Linked DNA regions of Mus musculus: all the other regions are linked to region 2. Evidence: chromatin loops called from intact Hi-C (ENCODE). Cell type or tissue: left cerebral cortex. All regions are shown on one strand.

The links. Peaks named below come from ENCODE experiments on the same cell type or tissue, not always from the same donor. Only the 100,000 strongest peaks of a DNase experiment are listed, where the experiment ranks them.
Region 1: a loop joins it to region 2, with 4 times the contacts of the local background. A loop is called at or near these places in 8 of 42 quality-filtered maps.
Region 3: a loop joins it to region 2, with 2.0 times the contacts of the local background. A loop is called at or near these places in 3 of 42 quality-filtered maps.

Annotation. Positions count from the first base shown.
Region 1 is chr7:128,459,552-128,467,551 of GRCm38, reverse strand. It overlaps Tial1 (Tia1 cytotoxic granule-associated RNA binding protein-like 1), which reads left to right and starts at 5,879. Exons shown (of 12, transcript NM_001347640.1): 1 at 5,879-6,427. The coding sequence starts at 6,396. It overlaps Gm32816 (a long non-coding RNA gene), which reads right to left and starts at 5,832. Exons shown (of 4, transcript XR_378509.4): 1 at 5,300-5,832. In left cerebral cortex, a CTCF peak has its summit at 4,990; DNase peaks (open chromatin) are centred at 5,758, 6,117, 6,977 and 7,134; H3K4me3 peaks cover 2,323 bases; H3K27ac peaks cover 1,106 bases.
Region 2 is chr7:128,243,750-128,251,749 of GRCm38, reverse strand. Armc5 (armadillo repeat containing 5) reads right to left here. Exons shown (of 6, transcript NM_146205.2): 6 at 6,650-7,725. The coding sequence ends at 6,933. It overlaps Tgfb1i1 (transforming growth factor beta 1 induced transcript 1), which reads right to left and starts at 4,938. Exons shown (of 11, transcript NM_001289550.1): 1 at 4,742-4,938; 2 at 3,458-3,573; 3 at 3,278-3,330; 4 at 3,030-3,172; 5 at 2,776-2,863; 6 at 2,555-2,660; 7 at 2,256-2,450. The coding sequence starts at 4,754. In left cerebral cortex, a CTCF peak has its summit at 4,123 (motif pointing left); DNase peaks (open chromatin) are centred at 4,116, 4,591, 5,030 and 7,605; H3K4me3 peaks cover 2,036 bases; H3K27ac peaks cover 2,084 bases.
Region 3 is chr7:128,414,933-128,422,932 of GRCm38, reverse strand. Rgs10 (regulator of G-protein signalling 10) reads left to right here and starts at 4,761. Exons shown (of 5, transcript NM_026418.2): 1 at 4,761-4,867. The coding sequence starts at 4,819. In left cerebral cortex, a CTCF peak has its summit at 4,441; DNase peaks (open chromatin) are centred at 3,748, 4,359, 4,704, 5,050 and 1 more place; H3K4me3 peaks cover 1,661 bases; H3K27ac peaks cover 416 bases.

The DNA of each region.
Region 1 (8,000 bases), 220 kb before region 2:
TCTAAGTAAAACTAGCTTCATAGGTTGCTTTTGGTAGTGTTTCTTCCTTATCCACGTTATGAAAGTTTGAGGTACAATGATGTTGGTTCCTCCGTAAAGATTTGGTAGATTCAGCAGCGATTCCATCTGGTCCTGGCCTTTTCTTTTTTGGAAAGTTTTTGTTTTTGTTTTCTACTACTTCAATCTTACTGATGGTTATGGCTGTCTTTAAGCTGTTTATATCTTCTTGATTTGATTTCAGTTATATATGGCTAGAAACAATCATTTCTTCTAGTTTTTTTTAATGTTTTCTAAATACTTTCTAATGATTCTCTCCATTTCATTGGCATCTATAGCAACCTCCCCCCCCTTTCATCTATAATTTAATGGATTTGTATCTTTTCTTTCTCTTAACTATTTTGGTTTGTCAGTCTTTCCCAAAGACTTTGTCTCTGTCTGATGAGCTTTGTGAATTATCATTTACTCCTAATTTCATTAAATTCTATATTTTGTTATTTCTTTCTGCCTGCTGCTTTGGGTTTGTTCTTGTTTCTCTGAAAACTCAAGGTGCACCATTGATTTCTCCACTTTTTTGATGTACGCACTCTGTATTTGGCAGGGTTCTTGGAACTTGTGGAAGGTCTCCACATATTAAGGGAATTTATCGTAATGACTTAACAGTCTGCAGTCCAACTAACCCAACAATGGGCAACTGCAAATGGGAAGTCCAAGAATCCAGTAGTCGCTCAGTCCCACAGGGCTCGGTGTTTCAGCTGGTCTTTTGTATAAGCTGGATTCCTGAAGAAGCAGGTTCCAACAGAAGTGCTGGCAAGTAAGTGCAAGCAGGCTTTGAAGTGTGAGCCTTCTTTCTTCCATTGTCCTTATGTAGGCCTCCAGCAGAAGGTGTGTGCCTTCTTAAAGGTGTGTGCCACCATGCCTGGATTTGGAACTTGCTCTGTCCTAGGCTGGCCTTGAACTCAGAGATCTGCTGGGATTAAAGGCATGTACTACCTTGCCTGGACCTAAGCTGTTCATGACCACTATGCCTCAAGATCTCATTCAAAAGTGGGTGTCATGCCATGTCAAGGTCTGGGTCAGAAGCTTGTGTCTTCCAGCCTTAAGATCTGGATCAAAAGTGTACCCTCCATTTCTAGATCATAGTTCATTCCAGATATAGTCAAGCTGACAACCAGGAATAGCCATCACACACTCATAGTTATGAGTGTTTTCTTGGAACTAACTGCCTTAGACATATCCCAAAGGTTCTGCTTTCATTTTCACTTGCTTTTGCAAACTAACATTTCCTCTCTAATTTCCTCAATGCTCATTCCAGAGTGTGTTATTGTTTCTATGCATTTGTATAGTTTCTATAGTTCTTGCAATCGATTTCTAGTTTGATTGCACTATTATCTAATAAGAGATATTATTTTGTGCAGTTGATAAGACTTTATGATGTTGAGTGTGGTCTATTTTATGGTCTATTTAATGTTTCATAGCTGCTAAGAAAAATGTATATTGTTTCTGTTGGATGGAATATCCTGAAGATACTGGTTAAGTCTATTTGATCTATGATGTATTTAACTGAGGTTTTATTTTTAGTTTGTGTTACCTATTTAGGATACTAGAACCACTCAATATCAGAAGCCATGCATCTATATCTACCTATCTATCTACCTGTCTATCAATCTACCTACCTGTCTATCTATCTATCTATCTATCTATCTATCTATCTATCTATCTATCTATCTATCTATCATCTCTTAAAAGCATCACCTGTCAATAAAAAGGCTGATGGCCAAGGAGTTGAGGCAAGAAAAAGGTGGGGCACTGGCAGGAAGAGAGAGAATTCTAGGAGATAGAGGTGCAAAAGGTCCAAGCAAGATGCTTGGAATACACAAAGGAAGCAGGTCGGAACTGAAGGAGAGGTAACTAACCATGTGGAAGACATAAAATAGTTTGAATGGGTTAAATACATTACAAGCCAGTCAGGGAATAAGCCAAAGCTTGTGGCCAAGGCATTTATTAATAAATAGTCTCGAGTCATCATTCTGGGAGCAGGGAATGGGAAAGAAAAATGGATTTTTACATATACACAATTGTTTAGTGTCTTCTTCATGCATTTTCTCCTTTATTAATATATAGAGGCCTTCATTTCTTTAATTTTGAAATCTACTTTATCCGATGTTAGAACGGCTATGCCAGCATGCTTTTGTTTCCCCTGGCTTGCTTTCCATCCTTCGACTTTGTCTGTTAGTGTCTTCATCACTGAGATGTGTTTCTTGCAGTCAACGGATAGTTGGATATAGTCTTTTAATTCTAGTTAGACACTCTGCATCGCTTTATTGGCAAGGTGGGGCCATTTATATTTAAGGGTACTAGTATGAGAGATGCATACTAACTACTGTAATTTTGTCCACTGTTTCTCTCATTGGTTGGATTACTGTTTGTTTTTTACTTTCTCCCCTATCAGTATCAGAGGTTCCCTGGATTACTGTGTAGATCATGATGGATTCCTTCTTAGTTTTAATTTGTTCAGCTATTCGTTTTATGAAATTCATTATTTTTTTTGTGATTTGTGACTGAGACTTCCCCTCTCCTCTGTATAACATTCTTTTAAGTATTTCTCCAGCCTTGGTCTGACCGTCATGTACGGTATTAGTCTATGCTTGACTTGAAATGCCTGTGAAATTTAAAAGATAGCTTTGTTAGCTACAGAAATCTTGATGGGCAATTATTTTCTTTCAGGGCTGAAATATACCATTCCATGCTTCCCTGGATTTGAGGATTGCTGATGGGGTCTGATCTTCTTCTGCCTTTATAAATGAGTTAATGTTTCTCATCAGAGCTTTAAATATTTACTTTGTATGTTCTTCTGAGACAGATTCTCATGTATCCCTGAATGTCCTTGTACTCACTATAGAGCTTACACTTCTGATCTTCCTGCCTTCTTCACCGCCCAAGTTCTGCAACTACACGTGTGCATGGTTATAACCAATGTTTGTTGTGCTAGAGGTTGAACTTGTGGCCTCAGTTCAACCAACTGAGCTATTCCAAGATATTTTTTTATATTGCTGACATGTTATATTGTAGAAACATATGTACTCACTTATAAGTGGATATTAGCTGTAAAGGATAATCATGCTACAATTCACAGACCCAGAGAGGCTAAGTAACAAGGGGGGCTTAGGTTGGGGAATGAAAGGTTCTTACTGGGAAGTTGAGGCATTAGAGTGACTTCTTTCCAGGTTCTCAAAAAACTGGAGACCAAATTAAGTGGTTAAGAGCACACAATGTTCTTGCAGAGAGCCCGAGTTTCAGTATTAGTACCCACATTGTTGGGCGACTCTTAACTACCTCCAGCTTCAGGGGCAGCTCATGCTTCTGGCCTCTCAGGAACCGCCGTGCCATACCTGTGCACTTACCCATACACATACCCAAAATTTACAACCTCTGAAAAATAAAGAGTTCAGAAAAAGAAAGATTGTATGTTCAGCATAAGGAGGGGGTGTCAGTTGAAGCGAGACTCTGGTGTTCCTATGCCTTATGATGCTGTGGAATGGGTACTGATTGTCTCCTGTCTCCCAGATCTGTCTTCACAGTGGCTGTTTTTCTTTTTTGTGCAGCAGGGATGTCTGCTGGTCAAGTTTTACTTTCTGTGGACTAGGCAGATTTTCTCACTCTGTCCCGACTCTCCACATCACACTGCTGGGATAACCCTTTTAGCTGAAGGGCGTCTCCTAAATGCAATGGGGTATGAACTGCAGCCTGGGACAGCTAGAGGCCCCAGCTTCATGCTTACAAGACCTCCTGAATACTAACCACCCTGCTGGAGGGATCCAGCTGTGGGTATCAGAAACACCCCTTGGAATGCCAGTATCCTTAAGCACTAACAGTAGTAACAGGTAGGTGACTCTAGAATTTGATCCACCCATGGGTCTCATAGCCACCTAATAATTTCTCCATGGTTTTCCCAGCCTGAGAACATTCTGTCACCTGCATCCTTTGGTTTGTTGGTGACTAGCTTTCCTGCTCTCTACACAGCATGTGTGGACCTCTCTTTGTCTTGGGATGCTAACAGGTTGAGGCTCTGTGGGCGCTCCCTGGTTTCAGGTCCCCAGGTAGCTGTTTTTAAAAATAGATTCTCCCTTCAGATTGCTTCTGGCTACTGGCCTCTGAGTCATACAGTGTGACAAGATAAGATTCTCTCTGCTGTTGAATTTTTCTGCTGGGGCAATTACTGCTGCGTCAAACCTGGATTTAAGGCTTACAAGGGTTGTGGGCTTGTTCTGGGTATAGGACTGCCTGCGTTTCATTTGGCTTACCTTTTGGAAGTGGATGGGAACTGTATGGCTGAGGCTGAGCTTGGTGCCTTCCCCACCTCTTCCCTTCCCTATTTTTTTTTCTGACCCCTTTGTTTCACTTGTGTAGATTTCTGAAGCTCTCTGAAGTTCTTTCCTTTCCTTTTTTAAAAAAAAAATTAATTTTTTTTTTTTTTGGCTTTTTCGAGATAGGATTTGCTGTGTATAGCCTTGGCTGTCCTGGAACTCATTCTGTAGACCACGCTGGCCTCGAACTCAGAAATTCGCCTGCCTCTGCCTCCCAAGTGCTGGGATCAAAGGCGTGCGCCACCACGCCCAGTTGCTCTTTCCTTTTTCACTTTGGGATATAATCCGTTTCTCGTTCAGACTTACTCTCTCCTTCCTAGGCTCATGGAGAAGCAGCCTCCAATCTCCCACTGTACCTGTAAATTCAGGTAGGGTTTCAGTATGCAGCTAAGCAGATCTATAAGCTACCCCAAAGCTCTCTGTTGGCCACCAGACCTTTTCTCTCCTTCAATGAGACAGTGTGCAGCTGGGGGCACGGGAGAGCTGGTTAAGAGCACACTTACAGTGGCTTCCAGTTTGGTTCTCAGCACTCATATGCAGCTCACAACCACTGTTAACTCCAGTCTCAGGCAGGGAATGCCATCCCTTCGTCTGACCCCTAGGGGCCTCAGCCACAAATGTGGTGTACATCCAGTAGATTGTCATGATTCTATCTCCTCTCTTGCTTTAGCATCTCAATACTAGCAGCCCGTGTCCTCCAATACCGAACTCCAGACTGTTTTGGCATGAGACCTGGTCGTTGAGCCTCTTTGCTGTTTTCACTGATTATTAGTTTTTGATAAGGTCTTGGTATCTATTTCTAGGCTGGCCTTAAATCCATTATCCTCCTGTTCAGTAGCACTGTGCGCCACCACGCGAATATTTAAGTTTTAAGTAGGGATTTGAAAGAGCGGTACAAGCCATTTGAATGAGGGGCTGCTCTTTTGCAGCCTTACCCACTAATCCGATGAGATAATGGGTAGCGATCCTTGTGGAACTTGTAAAGCAAGTTACAAGCGGTATAGTCTAGAAAGGCCTATCTGGTTAGAACACGTGCTCAAAGACAAGGCTGGATCTGGTGTTGCCCGATGTCCGCTACATCTCTCCGGGTTCAGAGTTGCCACTCTTTTGCCCGTCGCGTGAGGCGTCGGTTGTTGAACACGGACCAGCAGTTCTGAGAGTAGAGGCGGGCAAGGCCGGCTGACGGGAGAACCACGCGGAGCCAGCACACCGCCTGATCTGCAGTTGAAGAAACCGCTCTGGGGCTGGACGGAGGCGGAGCAGAAGCTCACACTGGACCAACAGAAGAGCCTTAAGATGCTAAGAGCGATCCTGGGGCGGGCCCCGGCGCGAGGCACTCTGGGATTTGTAGTTTACTTCCCGGACAGCTCCTCTCTATTTCGGCCGCCCGCCTTTTATTCCTCGCTCTATCCCGGCACGCCGACTACTTAGTCGCGGCACGTCCTCACGTACGACTACACTACCCAGAAATCTCTCCTTCGCGCTCCGGCAGGCGCAGGGTCTGCCTTGAACTACAGTTCCCAGAAGGCCACTGGAGAAGGGCTTCCCCCACTTTCCCGGGACCGCAATTCCCGGAGACTTGGTTTCGCGGCTTTTCTCTCTGTGTTGGGTCTCTCTTGGACCCGGATAGGTCTTGACTGGCCAGCAGGCCCACAGCGACAACGTGCTCCGTCGTGTCCAGTCGCAGGGTGTACTCTTTGGCCGGGCTTTCTGTCTCTTTAGCTACTTTTGCCGGACAGGCCGTCGCAGCTGGCCTGAGCAGTGACCTGGCGGGCCGCGCCTGCGCCCTGCCGCGTTTCCTGCCTGGCTGGTGGTGGCGGCCATTTTGTTCATCCTCCTCCTCCTCCTGCTCCTCCTGGTTGGAGCGCAGTGTCCGGAGCGGGCTGGGGGGAGCGGACCCGAGAGCGGGGTTCAGTACCTTTTCCTCTGTCCCCAGCCGGCGCCCGGAGCCCCCCTCCCCTTCCTTCCCGCCCCCTCCCCTCCCCAGCCCTGCCCTCCCCCTTGTCCCGGGATCACTCCGTCGCACCCACCATGATGGAAGACGACGGACAGCCCCGGACTCTGTGAGTACCCGAGACCCGGGGTGCCAGGCACCGAGTGGCCCGGGCACTGCGGGAAGCGGAGGGAGGAAGGGAGAGCAGGAGCCCGGGACTAGAAGCGGAGAGCCGGGCGTCGCGGTGGCGCGGCTGTGAAGTGCATTCCTCATCTGTCCCCCTTCCCAGAGAAGGAAGCCCTCCCTTCCCCCCCAAACACAGTCACTTCCTAGGGTCTAGGGCTTGTCTCGACTTTTTCCTCCCGACCCCTTCTTTTGCACACTCTTGCTTGGCTGGGCTTGTGCACGGCTGAGGCTGTCAGGCGCGGGAGAGCTACTGTTCCCCCTGTGCTTTGGGGGCTCCGGGCTGAGCCAGGAGCTGTGGGTCCCTACGGGGGCAGGGCTTGGCGGGGGTGGGACCACTACTGCATCCTTTGGCTTGAACGTTTAGCCTCAGTCCACGTCCTCAGCAGTCCACGTCCTCAGCCTCAGTCGCTCCGAGTCCTTCTCCCCAGTCTACCACTCTTTAACCAGAGGAGCCCCTTGTCTCTTTCTGCCCCACGTGCCCCACGCTGTCAGAAACACCCGCCTAGCGCCTGCTGCTTTTGAAGTGCCAAAGTGATTGCTTTTCGCCACCGTGCACCACCTCTGTCCCTTGGATAACGAAGTTTACTTTGAGCGCTTACTGCGCCAACCTGACAACCAGTTAAACTCCTTTCGCTCAGTTAGTGATGCCGCTTCCTAATCCGTTTGTGCGTCCGGACCATCGGAGTTGGATAAAAGGATGACTGCTCCCGCTATTTGTTACCTGTCTTTTGAGTGCTATTTTTCGCGGTATAGCTGTCGGGTTTCACCTGAAGCCCAATCTAATGAATGAATCGCATCTTCCAACCGCTTAATTGGCGTTTCCTACCCCCCTCCGCCGGCCCCCCCTCCCATGCAGAGTGATGACTCAGCGTCTGTATTCCTTTCCAAATAGTGTGGCACTCTTTTTTTTTTTTCCTTAGTCTGAGTAATTTCCAATTCATTGTTTAAAGTGAGCACCTTGGGTTTTCCCAGCCTCTCCAGGCCTACTACTCCTGCCTGGAGTAAATACATAGAGTCAGCCTACTGCTTTGTCTCTCTTGCCTCCCACTGCCTAGTATTGATTGGTATGATGGTCAGAGTCCACTTGGCTGGGTTAGCTGATGGGGAAAGTACTTTTTAGGGAATCGACGACGGTGGATAGACATTCAGGACCTCTGACTAGCTAGCTTCTCAGAGCTTCATGCGTAGCACAGAAAATATGTTCAGTAAAGAAGGTCCATATGTATATTCAGTGTTGATAACAGATATTTTTTGAGCATTGTTTATACTTTACATTTTTATTTCGCTTAACATCTGGCTTGGGAAACTTGAAAACATCTTTTTTTTTTTTTTTTTTTTTTTTTAAACTTGAAAACATCCTAAACATATTATACCCCCTGAATGAAAATCTTTCTGTGTGTGAGATCTTCCAGCATCTGGGAAAGCTAGCAAGTATCTGGGAAGGCCTAGCAAGTATATATTCAAGGAAGATGACAGTTACATTGTATCTAAAATACCTGAAATGTCATCATTGCATC
Region 2 (8,000 bases):
AAGCACGCAAGGCATAGTGGTGTATCTGGGCCACACTCCTTCTAAGGGCCCACGAAAGGTTTAGTTACTTTAAAGTCTATTTAGGCACCACGCTAGAAAACAGAGTCCTCTTTATGCCGATACAGAGTGAGTTTTAGTAGAGGAAGCTCCCATGAAGTCTGGAGTACCTAGAGCCTCACAGAGGTCACACCTTGATCCATGATCCAAGAAGCAGGACTTCTGGACCAGAAAGGAAAGAGAGACAGTTTTTATGATTCCCGAGAGATACCAAGCAAAACTAATGAGCCCTTTGGGAAGATTAAATGAAATAGGGGTTTGAAAAAGAACTAGTACAGTGGTCAGCACACAGTAGGGCCACACCAAATACTAAACAGGTTGGAGTTCTTACCTTATGGCTTATCACTAAGAGTTTCCGTTTTCTCATTCATAAATATACATGGTGCTAGGAGTATTCAATGGTAAAGGTGTGCTTAGCATGCATAAAACCCCAGCTTTAGTCCCTAGCACACACGCAACTTTTCAAATTAAGAAAACATAAAATAGGGGGCTGGGAGAGATGGTTCAGTGGTTAAAAGCACTGGCTTCTCTTCCAGAAGACCTGAGTTCTATTCCCAGCACCTACATGGCAGCTGAGCCTATTAACTCAGGGAAAACACCAATGCACATTTTAGAAAGAAAGGAAGGAAGGAAGGAAGGAAGGAAGGAAGGAAGGAAGAAAGAAAGAAAGAAAAAGAAAGAAAGAAAGAAAGAAAGAAAGAGAAGGAGGGAGGGAGAAAGAAAGAGAGGGAGAAAGAAAGGGAGGGAGAAAGAAAGAGAGGGAGAAAGAAAGAGGGAGAGAGAGAAAGAAGGAAGGAAGGAAGGAAGGAAGGAAGGAAGGAAGGAAGGAAGGAAACATAAACCATAGCTGGGCATGGTGGCTCACTCCTGTACATCCAGCACTTAGAAGGCTTGAGGAGGACGATGATAGCCCTGAGTTCAAGGCCAGTCTGGGCTACAGAGTGAGCTTCTGGTCAACCTAGGTTACAGTGAGACACTCCCTCAAATTTTTTTTCAAAAAACACATAAAATATAAATAATAATGTCCATTTCAGGTGGGCATAGTAGCACATGCTAAAATTTCTAGAACTTGGGAGGTAAAGGGGGCACAATCATGGGTTTTAGGGCAGCCTGTGCTACATAGTACATAAGACCTTGTCTCAAAATCCCAAGGGTTGGGCTAGAGGTGGTAGACTGATCACTTAGCACACACACAGTCTTGGATTCAATCTCCAAGAATTACATATAACCTGGGAAGGGGCCGTGCATCCCTATAATTCCAGTACACCTGTCCCAAGAGTTAGGGCAAAGCTTAGTGAGGGGAAGTCTATCTAACAAATGCAAGGGTCTAAGTTCTGGCCTCAACATCACAAGGAAAAACAAATTCCATTTCAAGATACTCATTGAAAGGGGCAAACACACAGTCCTAATTGGAGCATTTATCTCCCACAGTGTCCCCACAAGGCTCAGCGAGCATCACGGAACAGGGCGTGGCCAGGTTGTAAGAGCCAGAGGTTGACAGCTGTGAAGCTGTGCTTTCTCAGCATGCCTGGCTGGTGCACTCACACGCTCATGAGCTGTAGATCCTTCATGAGACCTACACAGTATGGAGCCAGTCAAAATTCCAGCAAGAATGAGGAAGGGGCTCATTTAGCCCTTCCCCTAGCTGAGGAGTGATTGGCAGTTGTTGGCTCCTAGGTGACGGCACTTGTTTTCTTCAGGGATGTAGCCCCTGGCAGGGGCCAGTGCTCCAAAGGATGGCCCTACACCCATTCACACACTGGAAGCACTAACTGTACCTGGTAGACTTTTTTTAAAAAAAAAAAAAAAAGATGACATGAAGTTGGGAATATAAAGGGGCACTGGAAGAAATAGAGGAAGGTGTTAAGATACATTGTATCTAACACGAATCTCACTTTGTATCTAACCTGTACATGCATTAAATTCTCAAAGAGTGAGGAAACATTTTAAAAGGGAAAAACCACAAAGTCTGATTCTTTTTTTTGTTTGTTTGTTTTTGGTTTTTTCGAGACAGGGTTTCTCTGTATAGCCCTGGCTGTCCCTGGAACTCACTTTGTAGACCAGGCTGGCCTCGAACTCAGAAATCCGCCTGCCTCTGCCTCCTGAGTGCTGGGGTTAATGGTGTGCACCACCACGCCAGTCTGATTCTTAAAGGTGGATATGTGAGTATATGCCACTGCTCAAGGTACTGAACTTACTTGCCCAGCTATAGGTTTATTGCAGGAGCCACAGAGGCCTTTGGCCTGTGTGGGGACACCACGACGGCTGAGGTCAGACTGCAGCAGGCCCAGCATGGTGTCCAGACTGCCTTTGCTAGTCTGTCCTGGTGGAGATGGGCATCCTTCACGGGTGGGGCTCGCTGCTGGAGGCTGAGGTGGCCCTGAGGCTGGAAGCTGCAGTAAAGAGGACACTGAGTCAACAAAGCCACAGACTGGAAGCATCACGACTGGATTGGTGAGCCACAAAGTGACACGGACCAAAATCCTTGCAGACTCACATGGTTCTGAACACGGAAGTCAGAGAGCGAGGCCATCAGTCTATCCAGTTCCTGAGTGGCGGAGGTGGCTGAAGGCTTTGAGGGGGCAGGGAATGGGCTGGGAGGGCTGTGGAGGACACCGTGAATCACCTCAGAACCTGCCAGCCTAACACCCCTCTGGTAAGTCAGGCATGCAGGACCCATCATCCGCTTCCCAGCCCTGCCCACTCTACCAAACTCACACAGTGGGTGAGCTCTTGTCTTCAGATTGGTCCTCCTTCTCTTCCCCTTCAGCCATTTTACTAGATGGGAACTGAGACATGATTTCATCTGGAGAGATGAGAGAACAACACTGGCAAGGAGCCCATATCAGTCCACCCTCCCAGTGAAGGCTTCCCGTCCTTTAATGGCTCCTCGGACAGTTTGAGTCCCTTAGACTCTGCCCTTCTTTGCCCTGTCCCCAAGCCATCCAAGACTGTCTCGGTAACCCTGGTACCTGTAATGTTGAACTGGGTGGCATTAAGTTCCTGAAGCAAACGGTCTAGCTCACAGAGGCCATTGCCCAACACACCACTGGAAGAGGAGAATGGAGGAGCCACAGGGGCCACAGGCTTTGGGGACCGAGGCTTGCATACTGTGCTAAGGGCAGGAGGGAACCTGGGTTTAGGGTAGGGAATCCGAGTCCCCTCCTCTGAACTGAAACTGGCTTCCCCATCTTCCTAGCCCAGTTCCCAGGCCCCTCACCTGTATAGATGATCCTTGTCCCCAGTGGTTCCTGAAGATTCTCCAGACCCTGTCTATAGAGAGTAGAGGTATTTGTGGAAGGACAGTCATGTTCCTTGCCTCACTCAGACTCTGATGTCCCCTAGCCCAGACCAACCCAGGCCCTAATGGCTACCCCCAGAACCCAAAATCTCATCTCACCTGTGGCTGGTGGCCATAGGGTGGGGGAGGTGTGAGTGTCTCTGGTGGGCGCTCTTTTGGAGCCCCTAACCGTGACATGTGTGAAGTGGTGGTCTCCAGGTCAGAGAGCAGGGCATCTGTGGTGAGAGGCCCTCAGGGTGAGAGTTTGGGAAGGAGGGGATGTCAAGGTCTTAAGAGGTTAGAGTATAAAGGATTTCAAGTGTCCGTGTTTTAAAAGGTAGAAAGCCGGTGTTAAAGGCAGCGGCCAAAACCATACTCACAGGGTCAGACCAAGGCAAAAAAGTAGAATAGTAGCGCGGGGGGAGTGGGGATGGAGGGGCGGAGGGGGAGGGATGGGGTGGCGGGGTATTTATGATCAGACCTCTCCCTTGACTTACCCTGGGAGCCAAGTACAAACCAACTAATGATCTTTTATTCTCTCCATCTTTTCTGGTGCAGCCCAGATTGTCTCTTACTGTACCCAAATTGTTCAATCGGCTGTATGTTTGACACCCAACTTCCTGATTAGATGTTTGCTGTGACATACTTACTACTTCTCCCCAGCTTGGTCCACTTGGCCACACTGAAGTCTAGCCCTGTCCTTTAAGTGGCCCTGGCAGGGAGCGGCTTTTTGGTGTACGTCTTATCCATGTACTATTATTGACGAGCGCCCTCTGCTGCTGGATCTAGAAATTCTGCCACGAAGAGCAGAGTCTTCTAGTCTCAGCCTAGGCGAATAGAGGGGACGAGATGCCTGGGGCGCTTTATCTACGCCCCGTCCCTTTACTCTTCTCCGAGCCTCTACGGTAGAAGCCTTAGACTTCTTTCTATAACCCTGGCATTCTCTATTATTCTCTTTCTTGCCCTGAGGACTTTCTTGACCTCTGCTCTACCTGGGAGCACTCAACTCTTCTTGAAACCCTGATATAGGTCCTTTTCATCTCCGAAACTCCAGGTCACACTCTCCTCTCTAGTCTATTTTCCCAGTCCCGGGACTCAGTGATCTCTTAACCCCTTCCTACCCAGAGTCTCTGAATCCAGGCCCCCGTGGGTGCCTCAACACTTTGTCCATTGCACAAGCAGGATTGAGTGAGCAGAGAGAGCCAGGGAAGAACGGAGGGAGCGGCTTGTCGCAAGCGAGGCAGGAAAGGGAGAGGCAGGAAAGGGTATGTGGATTTGGGAGGGAGGCACAGGCAGGCTGAGGCGAGAAAATGGAGAGAGAAAGCTGAGATGGGGAAGAAGTGTGAGTTGGGAAGGGGATAGATGCGGGGAAGGATGAGAGGCTAGGGGGATCTCCTCACTCACCCAGGTCCTCCATGGCGGTGCGCTGGCGGACAGCTTGGGGAGAGTAGGGCGGGGGCCGTGTCCGGTGGGGGCGGAGGACGGGGAGGGGGGGGACGTCAGGGAGTTAGAAGCAGGGCCGTGACCATGTATGGAAGCCGGGACCCGCTGGGATACAGTGGGGGGGGGGGGAGCGATGAAGGGGGAGCATGGAGACATGAAGAAAGACAGCACTAGGGCCCACCCAATCCAGCTTTGTGGCTCTGTTTAGAGGAGGCCACACCCCAGCCTTTGCCTCAGCGGCAGCGAGTCCCTAAAGCTGAAACCAAGTCAGAGTGGTTCTTCCATAGCTCCTGCCTAAGGAGTCTCATAAACGGAGGGCCCCAAGCCCGCACCTCCCAAAGCCAGCAGAGTTCAAAGTAGGGCCCCGCTCGCACCCTGGGCATTTTAAAAAGACTTGCGGAATTTGGTTAGAGGCAGGAGTGACATTCTAAGGATCTGGCAGACTACAGGTTTTGACTGCCAGCCTAACGGCAGGAGGCATACATAATAAGAAATGTCTCACAGAGAACAGAGATCCAGACTCTAAGGCAGGACTTTCCCTGAAAGACAGACCTGGGAATAGATACACAGAACAGGGAAAGCAAACCTCAGACCTTAACCCCATGTAAACTCCCAGGATAACAAACCCATTCCTAACACGGAGGAGGTGACCAGAGCCCGTTCCAAAATAACCCTTTCCTAAGGTACTGGTGAAAGAGAAGAAAACGCCACTGACCAGCCACAGAGTGATATGAAGCTGTCTGTGAACTGACCCCTAAAGAAGTCAAGTTGGAAACACCTGGAGATGGGTATGGACAGATGGCTGCTGTCTTGCAGGCATCCTGGAGGACAGATCTAAGCCATAGAATGTGGGGCCCCAACTCTGGAGCAAGTCAGAACCTGGGAAATTTGGTAAAAATACTGAAGCCCAGCATAGCCCTCCATGCCAGCCTAAATCAACCAGAAAGGGACCAGGCCTAAGTACATTTTTTTCAAAAGTTAGGATCTCACTATGGAACTGTCCTAGAACTCCAAAGAGGTACTCTTGGGTCTGCCTCCTCCATGCTGGGATTAAAGGTGTGTGCCACCACAGCACACCCTAATGCATAACCTAGGCAGAGATTTGAAACCCCAGAGGCTCAGGGTCAGCAAGAACCATCTTACCTCACCTTTCTGAAATGCCCAGGCCCTGGCAGGCTTAGTCTAGGGCTCTTGAGAGCCCAGGCAAGGGAACCCTTCCTTCACCCGTGTGCCAGCAGAGGGGCTTTCTCTGAAAGTGACTAAGAATGGGCCTCAGAAACCATACGAACATAGCAGGTTTCCCACTAAGCAGTTGACATTTAACTGGCTTGGACCGATAAGATGGCTCAGCAGGTAAAGTATTTTCTGCCAAGCCAGATGCCCTGAATTTGGTCCCTAGGGCCAGATGATGGAAGCCGAGAATGGTTCCCTTCAAGTTGTCCCGACTTCCACATAGGGAGCACGGCCTGCACATACCTACTACACTAATAAATGGTTTTTGAAAAAACTGGCTCAAGAGCTCGGAACAGACACAGCCTGACAGGTAAAGGACAGTCAGAAGACAGAAGTGTTCTGCCATGCTCCACACAAGTACCCAGCCCAAACCTCTTAACCCTGGCCAGGTTATGTATTTAGATGGGTGGCTGTGTCTAAGCAATGAGGACTTATAAACAGAAAGCAGGCCTCCACTGGGGCTCAAAACTCCATCCTAGAGAAAACCCACCATACCCCAGGTCTGTAGTAGCCCTCAGGAGATGCTTTTTTGAACCCTGAAACCCAGATGGCCTGAGTCAAATCGAGGAGCTCTCAGCAGGTAAGTGGGTGGGGTACCCCCCCAGGGGAAAGCACACAGACGACCCCACACAGCAGCAGTGTTCAAATCTCAGGTGTTTAATTTCAATACCATAGTGCTGAGTCAGGCCAGACCCTGGGCCTGAGCTGTCCCTTGGACTCCTGCACAGACTCTGGTATTGGCTTTTGAGTTATGGATCGTTAGATCTTCATCCTGGGATCCAGTTCCATTTTCTCTTCCGTCCCTGAGGATAGCGCCTTCTGCAGTCTTCTCTCAGGCTGAGAGAAGCCTCCTTTACAGCCAACTCATCCCTTGGGTCCTCTCCCAGGGATGCCAATAGTTTAGCCTAGGGCATATGCACTATGACTCAATCCCCATTACCACAGCCAGCAAAGCCTCAGTGAGGGGCCCTGCCTCCTCGCCTGCTGCTTCCACGAGCCCCGTAAGGGCCAGGGCCCTTTTTCTTGGGCACTGCCCTGGTTCTAGTGTCCATCGTGCACAGTGGGCAGCCAGCCGGGGCCGGCCTAAACGGAATACCTCGCCCACTGACTCCGGGCCACCCCGGGGACTCAAGTGGATGCGGCCCACAGCTTCTTCTAGCTCTTCCTCCAGTGCAGGCAGTAAGAATCGGCCAGCAGCTTCTAGAGCTTCCTCGGCCTTGGAGCCCAGCAGGGGCTGACCAGGTGGGGGTACGGGCCCCAGAGCAGCCCCACAGCCCCTGCAGCCATGCAAATGATGTAAGACAGGCCACGCTGCACCAGGGGACAGGCCTCGAAGCGGCACCAAATCCATCTGGGCTTCAGCAAAGCTGCCGGATAGCAGGGCCCGGAAGAAAGGGGAGGCAGCAGCTGAAGCAGCCCGCTGAGCAGGGAGCTGTAGGCCTGAATCCAGAACGAAGTGCAGGTCAGGAGCTGGGGCAGGGGCCGGACCCAGCAGAGGTTCGTAGAGGCAAGGGGGAGGTGAGTCAAGTTCCAAGGGCAGGGCAGGTAGAGGGACTGGGCTTGCAGTGGGAGATACCAGGCCTTGGAGACAGGACAGGGAGTCTGCTGCAAAGAAGAGGAAGAGTGGGTGTGGCGCTGGCTGCGTTAGTGCTGTGAGGAGGAGGCGGAGGCCACCCTGATCCAGAAGTAAGCGGCGCCACAGAGTCGGCTTCCTGTGGGGAGAAGGGGTCTCAGCAAGCTGAGGGCAGGGCTGGGGTCAGAAGGGGTCTCAGCAAGCTGAGGGCAGGGCTGGGGTCAGAAGGGGTCTCAGCAAGCTGAGGGCAGGGCTGGGGTCAGAAGGGGTCTCAGCAAGCTGAGGGCAGGGCTGGGGTCAGAAGGGGTCTCAGCAAGCTGAGGGCAGGGCTGGGGTCAGAAGGGGTCTCAGCAAGCTGAGGGCAGGGCTGGGGTCAGAAGGGGTCTCAGCAAGCTGAGGGCAGGGCTGGGGTCA
Region 3 (8,000 bases), 170 kb before region 2:
TATCCATCCACCCACATATCTATCTATCTACTTATTTATTGTGTATGTGCATGGTTAGTGGGCAGCTTGCAGGAAGTCAGTTCTCTTGTTCCACTGAGATGTGGGTCCAGGGGATTCTATTTTTCTGTGAAAGTTTTGTTAAAAGTCTGCTTGCACAACATCACATGAGCTTCATTTGGTCTTTTGTTTTGTGGTTGTTGGTGGTTTTTTTAGGCAAGGTCTCATGTAGTCAAGGCTGACCTCAAACTCGACACGTGGTCAACAATGACCTTGAATTCCTGATAGCTTGCATCCACCTCTTGAGGGCCAGGATTAAAACCATCCACTACACCACCCAGTTTATGTGTTGCTGCGGGTGGAATCCAGGGCTTCCTGCATGCTAGGAAAGTGCTCTGCCAACTTAGTCACATTTCTTTCCAGCACATGGTCTTTTACAACTGTTAAATAGTCTATCAAAGGAGTGTGTTGTAGCTTGGTCATCTTCCGAGTGGGCATTTCTATCTACTATAAATAGCACCAAGAAGAAACATGCAATGATACATGTAATAATTGCACTGATTATTCTTTTTACTTTTGGGCAAAAATGACTGGTTGTCAAATTATTTACTGGCTCAACGGACATAAATACTTCAAAGACTCGCATGCACAATGCCAAATAGCATCTTACCGTGTCTGCCTCCTCAACCAATTGAGTAGCGTAAGGGCTTACATCTTGCAAGAGCTACTATTAGTAACTACCTTGTGCACATCACAGGGTTACTACGGTGTCAACTCCCTTTAATTAAAAAAGAAAAAAACAAAAAACCAGGATTGAGGTCTAGCTCAGCGGTAGAGATAGCTTGCCTAGCACCACAAGGCTCTGGGCTTCATCCCCAGCACCACACATAAGCAAAGCAAACACTCCCAAAACCTTCCCGCCTGTGTGTAGGCTGAGGTTTACTATTTACGGAAACAGCTTGCAGTGGGAGTGGGAGTAGTCTAGATTCCAGTGATTTCTCTGTGCGCCTACATGTGCTAGGCACTACGCCAGGTGCTTTTTGTATTTCTTACTGCTGCAACCACACCTTCAGCATGTAGGTGTCATCCTGTCCCCATGAGGCTGTGATTTGTGAGGACGTTGTGCTGGTCAGGTGCACGGTCAGGACGGGTATCAGGTGGGTTGACTTGGAGCCTAGAGTTGATCCATTTGTATATTCAGCCCTACCTCAAAGGGTTTCACATACATACTCCCATGTAAATACATATGTATTATATACAATTGTGTATGTATGTCACAAAATGAAGACAATTATTAACAGTTTAACGTTTTTGGTTTTTTTTGTTTTTTTTTTTTTTTTTGACTGAGTTTCATGTAGCACAGACTAGCTTTAAATTCACTATGTAGTCAAGGGTGATCTTAATTCTCTGACCCTCCTGACTCCTCCTCCCGAGTGCTGGCGTTACAGATATGTACAGTCACTATTCATCACATACCCCTGTTCTACTTAGTGCTGGAGATCAAACCCACAGCTTGGTGCTTGCTTAGCAACTGAACTATACAGCACTAGCCAGACTTAACAGAATTTTACAACACTTATTTATTTATTTAGATATTTTTACCTTACTTTATGTGTGTGAATGTTTTCCTTGCACACATGCATGCATGTATGCCACATGCATGCTTGTTAGATTCTCTGCAACTGGAGTTACAGGTGGTTGTGAGTCACGATGTGGCTCCTGAGCATTGACTCCAGGGCCTCTGCAAGTGCAACAAGTGTTCTAATCACGGACACACCTCTCTAGTCCCCACACTGTATAAGTGTTTTAAGAGTATACATATTGGGCTGGGTGTAGTGGCATATTGCCTTTAATCCCAGCACTAGGAAGGCAGAGGCAGGTGGAGCTCTGTAAACTTCAAGGCTAGCCTGGTCTATGTAGAGAGTTCTAAGACTGCCAGGCAGAGCTGCATTAGAGAGACCCCATTTCAACAAACAAAACACGAGTGCATGTGTCATGGTGTGAATGTGGGAGTCAGAGGACAGTTTTCAGGAGTCGGATCTCTCTTTCCACCACGTGGGTTCTGGTACCTACTGAGCCATCTCGCCCATCCTCAGAGTTTTAAATTCCTGGGTAGAACAAGGCAACTGACCAGTAAAGCTTACTCTCTGAAATTCCAACCTATTGGAAGAACTCCAAGGCCACTGCTTCTTGTCTGCTGTGATAGGTGGTCCTTGATCTAAATGTACAGCCAGCAGTGGGAGGAATGGGGCCTAACCTGTTTACCTTTTGGGCCAATCAGCTGCCATCATTGCTTTTGAGGGTGTAAATGAGAAGCTGCAGAGGGAGAGAGACTTGGGGATCCCTCGGAGGATGTGTGTTTCGCTTGGGACAGAGATTGTGCCTAGAACATACCTGTGTGAAAAGGTGATCCTGCTCTGACAGCTTGAGGGGGGGGCTCTTCCCCTCCTACTTGTTTTATTTTGTTCTGAGACAGGATCTCACGGTGTAGCCCTGGCTATTCTGGAACTCTCTATGTAGATCAGTCTGGCCTCAAACTCACAGAGATCCAGCAGCCTCTGCCTCCACCTCAATCCCCAGGATCAGAGCTGTATCTCAGCATAGGCCTTTTACTTTATTCTGGGTCTGATGCACACGACACGTGAATGTTGGCTTTTGGATCTTTGGACATTATGTATGTGAGTGTTTTGTCTGCCAGGTATGAATGTGTAGCGTACGTGCGTCTGGAGCTTGCAGACGTCAGAGGAGGACATCAGATCCCCTGGGACTGGAGTTACAGATGACTGTGAGAGGACATGGGTGCTGGGAATTGAACCCCAGTGCTCTGCAAGAGCAAGCGCTCTGAATCACTGAGCCATCTCTCCAGCTCCCAGTACCGATTTTGTGAGTCAAACAAAAAAGAAAATTAAATTGTTTACTCACTCTTAGCCCCGGTCTTTTGACAAGCTCACAGGACGGAGAAGGGGACCTAAAGCTGCTAACCTTCCCCATTATTTCCCATTGTCTAAGAAGCTTGGAGCTGTTCTCTCAGTACGGCCTCCCTCGGAGCATGTCTTAGACCACACCAGGCTTGCTGCCGGCACGGTGGGAAGAACCTGGCTGCTAGTGCTGCTGGCTTTGGCTGCCTGTGTCTAACTTCTACTCCATTGTGCTAGAGTCTCCTCCTTTCCTGTGTTAGCTTCGGTGTATTTGTGATCAGCCTCTGGGGACGCTTTCAATGGAGGTGGGCAGGGAAAATTTTGTTACTGTTCTCAGAATGCAGTGATCCCACTGGGATGGTTTGGTTTTGCCTTCTCTCTCTCCTTCCTTCCTTCCTTCATTCCCTTCCCTTCCTCTTTCCCTCTCTCTCTCCCTCCCTCCCTCCCTCCCTCCCTCCCTCCCTCCCTCCCTTCTGACTCCTTCCTTCTGACTCTCTATGTAGCTGCCTTAGACATTGCTATGTATATCAGGGTGTCCTCTAACTCAAAGAATCTTCCTGCTTCTGCCTCCGGAGTGCTGGGGTTGCTGGGATTAAAGGAGAGCACCATTATGTCTGTGTCTGTGTCGGTTTAGGCTCAGCTTTTACAGAGCCTATGACCCAAGAGCTATTTCAATGGCCAGGAAGCTTGGGGGGGGGGCGGGCGGCAATAGCAGCTGGAGACATTCAGAAACCCCGGCTTGGAAGCCACACTGATGGTGCTCACCTGCAAGCCGCAGCTGAAGACCTCTGCAGCCTTCAGGGGACGGAACATCCTCTTTGGATAGCACAAATGGCCGTGTTTGGAAATGATGGAGTGGGGAAGGGTAGGCAGAGAGATGGTGAATAACCACAGAGGGCCAGGGCTGAGGTGGCGTTGGGACTGCAGGGTGGACAAAAAGGGAGGAAAATAGAGCAAAATGGGAAGCTCAGAATAGAAGATATAAAGGAAAGTGCCAACTAGTGAAAATCCTGCGAAAGAACGCGCGCGGGGGGTTGGGGGGGCGACTGGGGAATGGTTTAGAAAAATAGCAATTAGCACAGCTAAAAATAAAGACCAATTTCGAGACAAAGCCAGACCCACAAGGAGAAAAATAAAACTCGCCAGAAAGACAATTCCTTGCAAACCGAATGCTCAAGAAAATGGGGCTAACGACACCCCCCTCTTGGGCTGTTTGGTAAAAAGAAATGGGAAACTAGATGAGCGTGGAGCGCGGCGCTGAGCAGGTGACTGGCACCAGGAGGAGCGTTGAGCCCGGCGCTGGGATCTACAGGATTCCGGTAGTTGAGCGCAAAGGTTCTCCTGAGACTGCACCCAAGTGTCGTCCAAGTTAAAAAATGTGCTGGCGCGCTCAGATCCACTCTGAAACCGCAGAGGCTCCAGACAGCGTTCTCCGAGGTTTGTCCCGGGGCTTGGAAGCCCCGGCACAGGCGTGGCGTGGGCCAGAGTGGGCGCCCACTCGCGGCGGCTTGGCTCGGGACTCTGGTGACGCCTCCCGGGCATTCGCGGCGTGAGCAGGCCGCGCGCCCACGGAATCGGGTAGACCCGGGGGCGATCTGGGAGGTGACTCGGGCCTGGCAGGGACACCGAACGCTGTATGTCTCCAGGCCGCGAGGGGAGGGACCGGGATGTGCGCGGGAGCTGAGGGTCACCCGGGGCCACCGCGCCCTGCCCTGCGCGGGTAACTGAGGGCTGGACCCAGTGCCCACGGGCGCGGGTGGGCAGGGAGAGGGGAGCGCGGCGGGGAGGAGGCGGCGGGCGGAGCCTGGAGGGGCGGCGTCGCGCGGGCTCCTCCTCCTCCTTGCCCTCTTCGGGCTTAGCCGCCGCGCTGCCCGGCTGCTCCGTCCTCTGGACGCCCGCGGCGATGTTCACCCGCGCCGTGAGCCGACTGAGCAGGAAGCGGCCGCCGTCTGGTAAGCGGTTGCGGGCGCTTGGGCGCGGGAAGGACGGGGTCGCCGGGTCCCCTGGCGCGGCTCGCTGTGCCGCCCGGACAGCAGCCGCGCTCCTCCCCGCTCGCTCTGTCCCAGCCGCGGCGGGAGCGCAGAGCCGGGGAGCCGCCCGGGGAGGAAGTTGGGCTTGAAGCGGGAGTCAGAGCAGCTTTCTTTCTAGAGAAGGTCTGGGAACCACGGGAGACACATTAACAGCCCCTCACTCCGAGGCAGCGTGGGAAGCCAGGCTTCCCTCCTGCGTGCAGCCTCTTTCTCGGGCGGAATGGGAAGGATGCTCCGCCGGACCTCTGCATCCCCGGAGTGGCCGGCCCCGCGGCGCCAAAAAAAGTGGAGTCCCAAGGTGGCTGCACACCAGGGCGGGGGAGGAACTTGTGTGACACGGCGGGGGAGTCACTTTGTTTTTCCCCCTGAACCTGCCTGACCCACAGTTTGGGGCAACTTGGCAAGACAAAGAACCCACGGTGCAGAAATGGTGATTTGAATCGTGCCATCCTTTTTGTTCTTAATAACACCTAACACTCTTTGATGGCTTAGGTTGTGGCCAGGAGCTGTGTTGACACCTTGTGTGCTTTCTCTTGTCTTCACCATTAGAGCAGCCGCGTCGGAGGGGTGGGGCTCTAAAGCCAGGGTGTTGGGTAACCTGCTCTACTCTTAGCTGATGGATTTTTTTAAACGTAGGTTTATTTGCTTGACTCTGGGTTCGGGGTTCAAAGGCTTGCTTTTCTGTCGCCCAGAGATTCACTACGCTTTAGCCGGTTTCCTCTTTTCACGTAAATATCAAACGTGGTTAAGCGGCTGCAATCAGACATAGACCCAATCCCTTGGCCACCACTCGACAGCTGTGCAACTTCTTTGTGACTGGGGATGTGCAAAGGGTAGCTTTAAGTGCTTAATTGGAGACTCCCCCCCCCCCATCAGCCACATGCAAATCATTTCATTAATTATTTAAGACAACCCCACTAAAGTCAGATTCCATAGAGTTATTGTAAAGAGTTTGCACTGTTGTCTTAATATGCGTTGAAATGCTCCATTAGTGTTCCCGAGTGGTCACATTCCCTTGTGATGCTGATGGCTGACACTGAGTGGTGGTCAGATTCTAGGCACCGGAGTTAAACTCCAACCTTGACTCTGCCACTCCGCCACACTGAATAATGAATGTCCTTGGACCTTTCTGTGCCGCAGAGCTGTGCTGGTGCTGGCTCAGTGTAGCTTGCAAGAACCAATTGCTAAATGTTCAGGGCATCTGGGAACTGGTTGCTACGTCATAGGTGGACTGAAATGAACTGTGGTGGGACATATCAACATATGTCAGACATCAAGGCTGGAACAGTGGATTTCAGGAAGCTGTGGACTTAACTACATACTTAAATTTTATTTTAGATCATATTTATCATGTGTATGTGTGTGCTCGTGTGCGTCTCTGTGTGTGTGTGTGTGTGCATATGTGTGTTTGCATGCTACAGCTTGTATGTGGAGGTTAGAGGATGACTTATGGAAATCAGTTTTCTTCTACCGATAGGTCCCAGTAGTCAAAATCAAGCCGTCAGGTTTGGATGTAAGCATCCTTACCCACTGAACCGTGTTGCTAGCCATTAACTACAGGTTTTAATTCTGATAAGGATATGCTTACATTACTAATAGTAGGATCAGCAGTTAAACCTGAGAAGCCCCAAGTGCAATGCTGGATACATGATAAAGGTGTGGGGCTTACTAGTTTCCTTTTCTTTCTTTTTCCATCATGTAGGGGAGTTCCGTCTAGCCTTGCCTAGGTTGCTTGCTGCTTAAAATTATATTTGGCCAGAATATAATACAAATAGAACCACTGAATTGTGACAGATACCTGGATTTGGGATGCTTTTGCATACGGCCAGATTGCAATCCCAAACTGAAAGGCAGTTTCACAGTCATTGCTAGCATGTATCTGTTCCAGGGCAACAGACTAACCCTGATGAAGCTTGCCCACACCAGTGATACAAAGGCCAGCAGGGAAATAGCAGTGCTTGGTGTTGGATGTCTATATGGCCAGAGCCCAATTTCCTTGAAATCTGTGGGTATAAGTTCTGCTGCCCTGTGAAAGGACACGAGCCCCTGCCAGTTTGGTCACTATCATCACCACCCAACATCAAGAAAAGGAGCCAAGTGAGAAAGGAGGGAGGGTGAGGGCTCCTTACAGAGATGCTGTGCAGCAGGCAAGCCGTCTGCAGGACAGTTAAGGATTTGGGAGAAGGTAATTTTGATGTTTTTTTTTTTTTTTCTTGTGGTGCTAGAGGTGTGCCCAAGGCCTTGTATATGTAGGCAAATGGCCTGCCCCAGAGCAACACCCCGCCTGAACTTCGCTTTTAAAGAGGTTTTCCAGAGTATCCTACTGAAGCCCCACCAAAGCTGGCCGTACCCCTGCGGGAGCCTGGGCTGGGCTTGACTGCAAGCCTCTCTCCCCCAGAGCATTCTATGTGAGGCTGAAAGAGTTAAATCTCATCAAAGATGGCATCTGTAAGTAGAGAGCTGGAAGCCCCACCTGTTTCTAAGGTTCGCAGTTGGAGGCTCTATGTTCTGCCTATCAGGTAGGGGAAGCAGGGGGCCTTGATAAAAGTCAGACCCCAGTTCCATCTTGGGGAACCAAGGGGAGCAGGAAGAGTCACAGCTTCGTTTTTTAGCAAGTACCCCAAGTGATTTTTGTGCTGAAGTGTGAGGAACCCCCAGAGGACCCTGGCTTGTACCCACAACCCACACTGCTAACACCTGAGGAGCGCCTACCTCAGAACCAAAGTAAAAGCCACACCCCTCCAGGCAGACTGCTGGGTGGTCTGTCAGAGAAGTCCGCTTTACATTATCCTATTAAACCTTGGCAAAGCTTTCAGAGTTACTGCTGGGCTTATGTTTTTAGTCTGTACAGAAATTTAACGAATTTGTTCTTAACAGTTTTACAGTGGAGCGTCTTGGCAGTTAGGGAAACTTTCCTCTGTAGAGACTCATGGGGTGGACCTGGGGCTTGGAAGAGAGCAAGGCTAGCCTCCAAATGTGGAGAGGCCAGGAGGAGATGGCCTTTTTGTCCAGATGACGTCAGCTCGATCTGCTTGGGTTCCACTATGAGCAGCCT